2 separate regions of the Homo sapiens genome follow, and region 2 is linked to region 1. A link is an interaction called in ENCODE POLR2A ChIA-PET data of the cell type or tissue named here. Cell type or tissue: PC-9. All regions are shown on one strand. Each heading gives the region's core, and the rest is flanking DNA. Links, peaks and the distances in the headings are about the cores only.

Evidence for each region. Peaks named below come from ENCODE experiments on the same cell type or tissue, not always from the same donor. Only the 100,000 strongest peaks of a DNase experiment are listed, where the experiment ranks them.
Region 2: POLR2A ChIA-PET joins it to region 1 with 6 read pairs; 7 of 35 experiments call an interaction of 5 or more read pairs at or near these places.

The regions. Positions count from the first base shown.
Region 1 is chr9:133,780,439-133,785,438 of GRCh38, forward strand. VAV2 (vav guanine nucleotide exchange factor 2) reads right to left here. Exons shown (of 30, transcript NM_001134398.2): 18 at 3,879-3,980; 19 at 3,065-3,153; 20 at 256-272. Among named protein-coding and RNA genes, the nearest start is that of SARDH, 45 kb to the left of the region's middle. RefSeq lists an enhancer at 1-360. In PC-9, for the core only: CTCF peaks have their summits at 1,896 (motif pointing right) and 2,097; no DNase peak of the experiment used is centred there.
Region 2 is chr9:134,011,054-134,017,339 of GRCh38, forward strand. No RefSeq gene overlaps it. Among named protein-coding and RNA genes, the nearest start is that of BRD3OS, 11 kb to the right of the region's middle. In PC-9, for the core only: no CTCF peak of the experiment used is centred there; a DNase peak (open chromatin) is centred at 4,088; H3K27ac peaks cover 1,052 bases.

The DNA of each region.
Region 1 (5,000 bases), core at 1-5,000:
CCATAGCCGCGAGCAGCCACTGGGCAAGGGAATGAGGCGGGCAGCTGGGATCGGAAGACACCGCTGGGGCCCCTAGGAGGACTCTAATGACACCCACCAAGGAAAGCAGAGGCATCTTGTGACCAAAAGTGGCTCATCCAAGCCGGTGTGGCCCCATGAGTGGTGAAAGGCAGACAATTGGGTCTTTCTGGCTCTGCGCACACAGGGATGTGGCGGGGGTGGGGCAGAGGGAGGGGAAACACTCTGGGGACTTACCAGATCTGCAGGAGAAGCTGGAAAGGAAGCAGGTCAGGTGTTAGAGGGGAGGCCACCGACGCCAAGGCCCCGTGCAGCTCTCACTCACACCGCCCCGAGCCTCTGGGCCGAGCTTAAGATGGTAAGTGAGCCAAGCTACAAAGTGGTCTGTTTTGGACATGGATCATGGACACACAGGTCCGAGCTCATGGCTGTGAAAGCCTCTCAGTTACTTCTGGCAGCAAATTCTGAGCTCTGGCTTTAGGGGGCCCATGGGAGAACTTGGACTGGGTAATAGACCTGAGCTGGCAAAAAGGTTATCCCGCCTGGGCCACCTCTTTTGAATGGCGGCAGCTGCCTGGATCATGGGGTGGTACCTGGCACTCAAAGGGGAGATTTCCACAATCGCTTAGTGATGCCTGCTGGGGCACGTGATGAGGAAGCATTGGTATGCATGCTACCTGCCACAACCGCTTAGTGATGCCTGCTGGGGCAAGTGATGAGGAGGCATTGGTACGCATGCTACCTGCTTGCCATCCTCAGCTCAGACACCCAGGTGCCAACACGCTCAAGGACACAAGACCTTAGGTGCCAGGAGAGCCAATGTTCCCAAGGCCCTTTAGGGCCCAGCCATCTGCCAAGGTGGCTGCCACCTACCACCAGAGGAGGCAAGGAGGAAAAGGAGCCCAACAGCTCACACACATCGCTGACGTGACCTCCACACCACCCAGCACTCACAGTGCAGACAGCTCTGGGCAGACAGAGGTATCCACAGACACCACAGAACAGGTTCCAGCTCAGTGGGCAGGGGTCAGGGGTGGGGGGCAGCTGGACGGCAGCAATGACTGTGCCTGATGGGGGCTTCCCACAGGAAAGGCTCTCAGGAGAGGCCAGCATCTCTCCGGGACATCTCGGCCCCCATGGGCAGCAAACAGCTAAACCAGCCTCGGCAGAGCCCAGGGGTGAAGGCTACAATGGTCAAAGGAGCACTTTCCAGAGCCAAACCCCAGAGCAAAGGTAGAAGCCTGGATCAGAGGGAAGGCAGCTTGGACACTGTTAAGGGAAAAATGGCTACAAGTGGCAAGGACGGCGTCCCCCAGCAGAGGGATGAGGAGGGGGGCAAGGACACAGGCCCCTGGGGAGAATGGAGCTGGTGCCAGCCAGGGCGCTGCCAGGACATGGGAGAATGCAGACAGCAATGCTGGCTTCCAAAAGACCTGCAGTTCCAACTACACATACTAAGAAAAATTCAAAACCATACAGAGATGGGGTGGGCGGGTGTGCGCGTCTGCAGAAAGCAGGACAGTGCTTGGGGCCTCGTGGCAGCTGGCTTTGCCTGGGGATAGGAGGAGTAGTTTTTCTCTCCTCCTTTACACTTCTCTACATTTTCCAAATTTTCTACGGAAAATCAGTAATTAATAATCCGGCGGGGGCGGGGCGGGGGAGGAACAGAAAGATTACAAAAAAAGAAAACTTGGAAGGAAATATACCGAAACATTGCCTTTCATCATTTCTAGGTAAGTTCACGGGTGATACTTTCTTTAAAATTTCATTTCTTTTTTTTTCCTCCAAATTTTTGATAAGTAAACATTACCTTTAGAATCAGAGAAAGCAAAAAAAGATTCTAAGTAGCTGCAGCCATCGTCTGGGGACATGCGACCACGAGAGGGCAGTATTGATGGGCACAGCTGAAAAGCTGCGTTCAGGCCACAGGCTGCCTGCGGAATCCTCCAGCACTAACTCCAGGGGCTGCGGGATCCTGTGCACAGCTAGGGGGCTGCATTGGGCCTGTGATGGGGACAAGGGGGTCTGGGCTGACCTTCTGGCCCTCTCCCCAGGTTAGGGTACTGGGCTGGCACTCACAGTAAATGGTGAATTAACCATTGATCTAAAATCACAGCTCAAAATGTATTCTGGGCAATGGCGTCTCTGGGTGACAATCTCTGGGTGACAAGCTGGCCTGACTTGTTTTTCTGCCTTAAGACACCTTCAGGAGGCTCAAGGAGACAAGACCCAGAGACTCGGCCTGGGGCCACCGGGGGCTCTTTGTTGAATAGAAGCTCTGCTAATAAGTGTAGACAAATTGCTGAAAGTTTCAAGCCTCAGTTTCTGGGGCTGATGATGGAGGTGACATCCTGATGTCTGAAACCTCTCAGGAGAGAACTGTCTCAGGCTTTGCACTGCTGTCCAGCTGCCCTGAGCAGGGCACAACCCCAAAGGTATGCCCCCGACCCAAGGTGCTTCAGAGGAGCCTCCAGGGCGCATCCCTGCCTCTGCCCACTGCCAGCCTGGCTCAATCCTCTCCCCTCCCTGAGCCTCAAGCTTCCCTAAATGGGCATGAACAGAAGGGAACCACTGTAAGTGCCATGTGTGTATGCGTGCATGTGTGTGTGTGTCTGAACCATTTACTAACATGGCTATAGCTACTGATGGCCAGGCCTCACCCGCCGGGAGAACCCAGGGTGACCGGTGTTTCTGTGATGAGAAACCTCCATGCACCTGTTGAGAATGTTCTGTGCCGTGTTTGGGGGTGGAGATTCTAGAAGCTTCCTCCTGGAGTGGGGCAGGGGATGCAGGAGATGGGGAGGGGTCCTCAAGTACCCATTAGGAGAGAGGGCTTGGAATGGAATTCATCCCGGCTGTGTCTCCTGTTAAGTGTGTGACGTGCGGCAGGCGTCTGGTGTCTGCTCTGGGGCACGTGAGCACTGGTGCCCTCATCTGGTCGCTGCCCCGTGGGAGATGGTGCCCGAGGCCCGTACCCAGGTGGTAGGGGGCAGAAGTGAGCAGGCGTGGCCAGGGACTGGGGTGGGGGGGTGAGGGGGGTACTCACTGAACTTGCAGGGAGGTATCACTTCCAGGCACTCCTTGTGTGCCCCGACGCCACACTTGGTACACATGTATCCCTGGTAGAAGGTGCCCCTGCACAGGGGAGGGCAGGAGGTGAGGTCGAGGCTGGGGTCGGCTCCTCATGCCTCTCTGCCAAGGTCAAGGCCCTTGTCCCCACCCAGGCTCACCTGGCTGGCTGTCTCCCAGCACACACATCCCTCATAGCCCTGAGTATCCAGGACCCTCCCTTACCAGGCAGCCTGACACCTGCTTTCCCCTACCTCCACCAGCCTGCCTCCCTGCCCCACACAGCATCCCGGGCACCCAGGAACAATCACCTCCCGGCTAGATCTGAAACTCTAAGGGCTTGGCTGGGCCGTTTTTTTTTTTTTTTTTTTTGGAGACAGGGTCTCACTCTGTCACCCAGGCTGGAGTGCAGTGGCGACATCACAGCTCACTGGAGGCTCAATCTCCAGGACTTATTCAATTCTCCCACATCAGCCTCCCGAGTAGCTGGGGCCACAGGAGCAGGCCAACACGCCTGGCTGACTTTGGTATTTTTTGTACAGACAGAGTTTTGCCACGTTGCCAGGCTGGTCCTGAACTACTGGGCTCAAGCGATTCGCCTGCCTCAGCCTCCCAAAGTGCTGAGACTTGAGCCACCATGCCTGGCACGGGCCTGACTCTTGTGGGGTATACTCCCTTAACCCCTCAGGGCCTCCCACAGGGAACATGGGACAGATAGAACACTAAGCTCTCTCAGGGGCCTGGGCTGGGCGTGGAGCGAGGTGAGGGCTGTAGCAGGGGGTTTCCCACACCTGAGGAACATTTTGCAGGCTTTGCAGTTGGTGGTCTTGTCAAACGTGTACATCTGGAAACTGTGGTGGTTGGCATTGGCTTTGTCTGGCTTGATGTTTGACCTGGCAGGAGGGAAAGAGAGCAGATGCTACACCCACTGGATTCCCCGAGCCCCACCATGTGGCCATCCTGGGAACCAGCTGGGCTCCGGACCCAGGCTGTGCAGAATCCGAGAGGGCCTGGACTCCAAGCCTGGCTCTGCCCGCAACATGGGGCAGACTCAGGGCCCAGACTCCCTGCTCGTAGAAGGCAGGTCAGAGAAGAAGCTTTAACACTGCTGCACTGGCCTGAGAGAACCTTCCAGGTGGGGACGGTGGTCTAAGGTCCTGACTGGGCTTGGATGTGGGCAGGTGTGGGTATTTGTTAAAACTCAGAAAACATATACTTAAGATTTGTTTGCCTCATTGGATATAAGCTTGAAATTTCAGAAGCTAAACAAATATTGGGCCCCCTGAGGTACTCAGGGGGGCTGCACTGGTGTGCAATTCACTTTGACACAGACCCGCTGTTGGATGGCTGGGGTGGGGTGGGGTGACGCGGATGGCGGCAGCGTGGTGAGAAGACGGCTATTCACCATCACGTCGCTTCAGCTTCCATGAACGCTTGAACTTTTGCACAATAGGATGTTGGGGAGAAAATTACAGGCCATGGAAAGCGAGTGGCCGAAGAGAAGATGCCCCAGGCCTCCCCCACAGAGCCTGGGTGCAAACCAGCTGGCTGCATCTATTCTCACGAGCCAGGCCCTGGCCCTGCTGTGTCCAATGGTTCCCTTTCGATCCTCCCAAAAAGGCCAGAACACAGGCCTTCCCCTCTCCATTTCACCAGAAGAAACGGTCAGAGAGGCGAGTGCACCTGCCTGCAGGCCCCAGCTCACCTGCCCGCAGAGCTCAAGCACAGACAACCCTGCTGGCCCTCCAGGGTCCGTGTTCCGGGAACCCGTTCATCATCTTTCTCTGTTTCACATATCTAGGATATGAGTCCTCTTGGATCTCATGGAAAAATAGTTCTGTGGCTTCAAAAACAGGTGACAAGCCGCCAGCCCGTAAGACCCTGAAGACTGGGGTCACCAGGAATCCTCTGGC
Region 2 (6,286 bases), core at 1,287-6,286, 230 kb after region 1:
GACTGGTACTTCTGATAAGCCTTTAACTTGGCAGCCTGCCCACCCACAGTGGCGGGCTCTGATGGCTCAGAAGTCTTGGTTCTCAAGCAAGGAATGTTTCGACCAAGGAATTCAATGATGGTTCCTCTGATTTGGAAAATGAGACTACCACTTGGCAATTTGGTGTCCTCATTCCACTGCATCAAAACACCGAGAAGCAGGGCCAGGCACGGTGGCTCACGCCTATAATCCCAACACTTTGGGAGGCCAAGGCAGGAAGATTGCTTGAGTCAAGGAGTTCGAGACCAGCCTGGGCAACATGGAAAAACCCTGTATCTACAAAAACAAAATTAAATACAAAATTAGCTGGGCATGGTGGCGCATGCCTGCAGTCCCAGCTACTAGGGAGGCTGAGGCAGGAGGATCGTCTGAACCCAGGAGGTGGAAGCTGCAGTGAGTCATGATTGAACCACTGTACTCCAGCCTGGGCATCAAAGCAAGACCCTGTCTCAAAAACAAAACAAAACCAAGAAGCACGTGACTTTACCAGCTGGGATGATTGATGCCTAATGCCAAGTAGAAAGTGAGTCATGGCTCTACACTGAGGCTCAGTGTATGTGGGAGCCCAGGGGATTTTCTGAGGTGCGTTTTAGTATTTCTACCCAACAGTAGAGGCTAATAGAAAGCTATAGCAACATGAACATAAACATATAAAGGGCAGGGTAATCTCGGGTTCATGCCCCTGGGGAGCGAAAGCATAAGTCAGCCTGCTGGCTAAAGAACCCCAAGCAGATGAGATGCTGCTGGCTGGTGGAGGAACCCTGGAAATGCCCACTGCGGGATACACTGTGGCCTCGGGACTGTGATACACCGCGGCCTCCGGACAGCGAAACACCGCGGCCCCGGGACTGCGAAACACCGCGGCCCCGGGACTGCGATACACCGCGGCCCCGGGACTGCGAAACACCGCGGCCCCGGGACTGCGATACACCGCGGCCCCGGGACTGCGAAACACCGCGGCCCCGGGACTGCGATACACCGCGGCCCCGGGACTGCGAAACACCGCGGCCCCGGGACTGCGATACACCGCGGCCCCGGGACTGCGAAACACCGCGGCCCCGGGACTGCGAAACACCGCGGCCCCGGGACTGCGATACACCGCGGCCCCGGGACTGCGATACACCGCGGCCCCGGGACTGCGATACACCGCGGCCCCGGGACTGCGATACACCGCGGCCCCGGGACTGCGATACACCGCGGCCCCGGGACTGCGATACACCGCGGCCCCGGGACTGTGAAACACCGCGGCCCCGGGACTGTGAAACACCGCGGCCCCGGGACTGTGAAACACCGCGGCCTCGGGACTGTGATACACCGCGGCCTCGGGACTGTGAAACACCGAGGCCTCGGGACTGTGATACACCGCGGCCTCGGGACTGTGATACACCGCGGCCTCGGGACAGTGAAACACCGCGGCCTCGGGACTGCGATACACCGCGGCCTCGGGACTGCGATACACCGCGGCCTCGGGACTGCGAAACACCGCGGCCTCGCGACTGCGATACACCGCGGCCCCGGGACTGCGATACACCGCGGCCCCGCGACTGCGATACACCGCGGCCCCGCGACTGCGATACACCGCGGCCCCGCGACTGCGATACACCGCGGCCCCGGGACTGCGATACACCGCGGCCCCGGGACTGCGATACACCGCGGCCCCGGGACTGCGATACACCGCGGCCCCGGGACTGCGAAACACCGCGGCCCCGGGACTGCGATACACCGCGGCCCCGGGACTGCGATACACCGCGGCCCCGGGACTGCGATACACCGCGGCCCCGGGACTGCGAAACACCGCGGCCCCGGGACTGCGATACACCGCGGCCCCGGGACTGCGAAACACCGCGGCCCCGGGACTGCGATACACCGCGGCCCCGGGACTGCGATACACCGCGGCCCCGGGACTGCGATACACCGCGGCCCCGGGACTGCGATACACCGCGGCCCCGGGACTGCGATACACCGCGGCCCCGGGACTGCGATACACCGCGGCCCCGGGACTGCGATACACCGCGGCCCCGGGACTGCGAAACACCGCGGCCCCGGGACTGCGATACACCGCGGCCCCGGGACTGCGAAACACCGCGGCCCCGGGACTGCGATACACCGCGGCCCCGGGACTGCGAAACACCGCGGCCCCGGGACTGCGATACACCGCGGCCCCGGGACTGTGAAACACCGCGGCCCCGGGACTGTGATACACCGCGGCCCCGGGACTGTGAAACACCGCGGCCCCGGGACTGTGATACACCGCGGCCCCGGGACTGTGAAACACCGCGGCCCCGGGACTGTGATACACCGCGGCCCCGGGACTGTGATACACCGCGGCCCCGGGACTGTGAAACACCGCGGCCCCGGGACTGTGATACACCGCGGCCCCGGGACTGTGAAACACCGCGGCCCCGGGACTGTGAAACACCGAGGCCTCGGGACTGTGATACACTGCGGCCTCGGGACTGTGATACACTGCGGCCTCGGGACAGTGAAACACTGCGGCCTCGGGACTGCGATACACTGCGGCCTCGGGACTGCGATACACTGCGGCCTCGGGACTGCGAAACACCGCGGCCTCGGGACTGCGATACACCGCGGCCCCGGGACTGCGAAACACCGCGGCCCCGGGACTGCGAAACACCGCGGCCCCGGGACTGTGATACACCGCGGCCCCGGGACTGTGATACACCGCGGCCCCGGGACTGTGAAACACCGCGGCCCCGGGACTGTGAAACACCGCGGCCCCGGGACTGTGAAACACCGCGGCCCCGGGACTGTGAAACACCGCGGCCCCGGGACTGTGATACACCGCGGCCCCGGGACTGTGATACACCGCGGCCCCGGGACTGTGATACACCGCGGCCCCGGGACTGTGAAACACCGCGGCCCCGGGACTGTGAAACACCGAGGCCTCGGGACTGTGATACACTGCGGCCTCGGGACTGTGATACACTGCGGCCTCGGGACAGTGAAACACTGCGGCCTCGGGACTGCGATACACTGCGGCCTCGGGACTGCGATACACTGCGGCCTCGGGACAGTGAAACACTGCGGCCTCGGGACTGTGAAACACTGCGGCCTCGGGACTGCGATACACTGCGGCCTCGGGACTGCGATACACTGCGGCCTCGGGACTGCGAAACACTGCGGCCTCGGGACTGCGATACACTGCGGCCTCGGGACTGCGAAACACTGCGGCCTCGGGACTGCGATACACTGCGGCCTCGGGACTGCGAAACACTGCGGCCTCGGGACTGCGATACACTGCGGCCTCGGGACTGTGAAACACTGCGGCCTCGGGACTGTGAAACACTGCGGCCTCGGGACTGTGATACACTGCGGCCTCGGGACTGTGAAACACTGCGGCCTCGGGACTGTGATACACTGCGGCCTCGGGACTGTGATACACTGCGGCCTCGGGACTGTGAAACACTGCGGCCTCGGGACTGTGATACACTGCGGCCTCGGGACTGTGATACACTGTGGCCTCGGGACTGTGATACACTGCGGCCTCGGGACTGTGAAACACTGCGGCCTCGGGACTGGTTGCAGGAACAAGGCTTGTATCAACTCCGTAGATTCCCTTGCCTATTAAGTATGTGTATGTTTGTATCTAGCTATTCCTTTTTTTTTTTCAATTAAGATGGCGGTCTTACTCCCCTCCCCCAAGCTGGAGTGCAGTGGCGCGATCATGGATCACTGCAGCCTCAAACTCCCAGGCTCAATGATCCTCCCACCTCAGCCTCCCAAATAGCTGGGACCACAGGTGTGTGCCACAACACCTGGCTAATTTTGGTTTTTGGTAGAGATGGCACCATGTTGCCCAAGCTGGTCTCAACCTCCTGGATTCAGGTGATGCCCACGTCTTGGCCTCCCAAAGTGCTGGGATTACAGGCCTGAGCCACTGCGCCCAGCCAAAACCTATTCTTAAATTAAGAAAGTTTTTTTCCTTAAGATATCAGGACATCAGGGCATTTCCAGAAGTACTGGGTCTGTTTAGTTAGTAAGCATCATTAACTTGCTCCCTCAACCATAAGAGTGCTTCACCTCCTGGGAATGTGACCCAGCAGGTCTCACTATATTTTTCTCTCATTCAAGATGGAGTCACTCTGGTTTGGACACTTCTGGCAGCTTCATGGGTCCCTCCTCTAAGCATCTAGGTTTTCATCATTCCAACCTCTTCCCTTTGTTCCTTATCCCTAGGGGTGGTGGTAGTTGCTTCCTGCAGGTGCTACTTTAGGATATTTTAGAGTTATTTTTTTTCTTCTGAACTTAACAACTTTGTACTTAGCGAACAATTCCTTGTATTTATTTCTCCCAGTTCAAATGATTGGTGTGGTTTCTCTCTTCCAAACAGACTCTGACTAATATAAGTTCCATATCAATCATATGTATTGCAAATTTCTTCTCACGTTCTGTGGCTTTCCTTTTCACTCTTAAAAGGTATATTTTAATAAGCTTTAAAAATTTTAGAAGAGTTTGTTTTACAGAAAAATTGCAAACATGGTACGGCGTCCATATAAGCCCAATACCAATTTTCTCTATTGTTGATGTCTTACTTTCGTGTGGTCTGTGACAATTAATGAACCAATATTGATACATTATTATTAATTCAAGTGCATACTTTAGTCAGATGTCTATAGTTGGTATCTTTTTTAAATTTAAATAGTGAGGTTTCCATTCATAAAATTTCTCCATTTAAAGTTTTTGTGCCAGCCGGGCACGGTGGCTCATGCCTGTAATCCCAGCACTTTGGGAGGCTGAGGTGGGCGGATCACCTGAGGTTGGGAGTTTGAGACCAGCCTGACCAACGTGGAGAAACCCCGTCTCTACTAAAAATCCAAAATTAGCCGGGCATGGTGGCACATGCCTGTAATCCCAGCTACTCAGGCGGCTGACGCAGGAGAATCACTTGAACCTGGGAGGCGGAGGTTGCAGTGAGCCGAGATCGCACCATTGCACTCCAGCCTGGGCAACAAGAGCAAAACTCTGTCTCAAAAAAATAATAATAGTAAAATAAAATAAAGTATTTGTGAAGTCCTGAATATTCCTAGGTATTTTTTAATTTTTCATTTGTGGGGGTACATAGTAGATACATATACTTATGGGGTATATGAGATGTTTTGACGCAGGCAATGTGGAATAACCACATCGTGGAGAATGGGGCATCCATCCCCATTTCCAGGTATTTGATATATTTTGAAATTATTGTAAATGGTATCTTTTTTTTTTTTGAGACAGAATTTCACTCTTGTTGCCCAGGCTGGAGTGCAATGGTGCAATCTCGGCTCACTGCAACCTCCACCTCCTGGGTTGAAGCGATTCTCCTGCCTCAGCCTCCCAACCAGCAGCGATTACAGGCATGCACCACCATGCCCAGCTAACTTTTTATATTTAGTAGAAACAGGGTTTCACCATGTTGGTCAGGCTGGTCTCAAACTGCCGACCTCAGGTGATCTGCCTGCCTTGGCCTCCCAAAGTACTGGGATTACAGGCGTGAGCCACCACGCCTGGCCTGTAAATGGTATCTTTTAAACACTTGTTTTCTGCTTTTTGCTGTCATTTAGAACAGTAGTTGACTCTGTAGATTAATTTTCCATCAAGCAACCTTGTGTCAACCTTGTTGATGGAAAAAAAAAAAGCTGTGAAATATTTAAAGAAGTTTATTCTGAGCCAATGAGTGACCATGGTCCAGAAAACAGTCTCAAGAGGTCTGGAGAAAGTGCAGTCGAGGTGGTTGGGTTACAGTTTGGTTTTATACATTTTAGAGAGACAGGATATATAGGTAAAATTATAAATCAATACATGGAAGTTTACATTGGTTCAGCCTAAAGAGGTGGGAGGTCTTGAAGCTGAGGGGGGCTTACAGATCATAAGCAGATTCAAAGAATTTCTGATTGACAACTGGTTGAAAGAGTTAAGCTTTGTCTAAAGACTTGAAGTCAGTAGAAAGAAATGCTTGAGTTGGCTGGGTGTGGTGGCTCAAGTCTATAATCCCAGCACTTTGTGAGGTGGAGGTGGGCGATCACCTGAGGTCAGGAGTTCGAGACCAGCCTTGCCAACATGGTGAAACCCCATCTCTACTAAAAATACAAAAATATGCTGGGCATGGTGGCACACGCCTGTGATCCCAGCTACTTGGGAGGCTGAGGCAGGACAATAGCTTGAACCCGGGAGGCAGAGGTTGCAGTGAGCCGAAATCACGCTACTGCACTCCAGCCTGAGCAACAGAGTGAAACTCTATCTCAAAAAA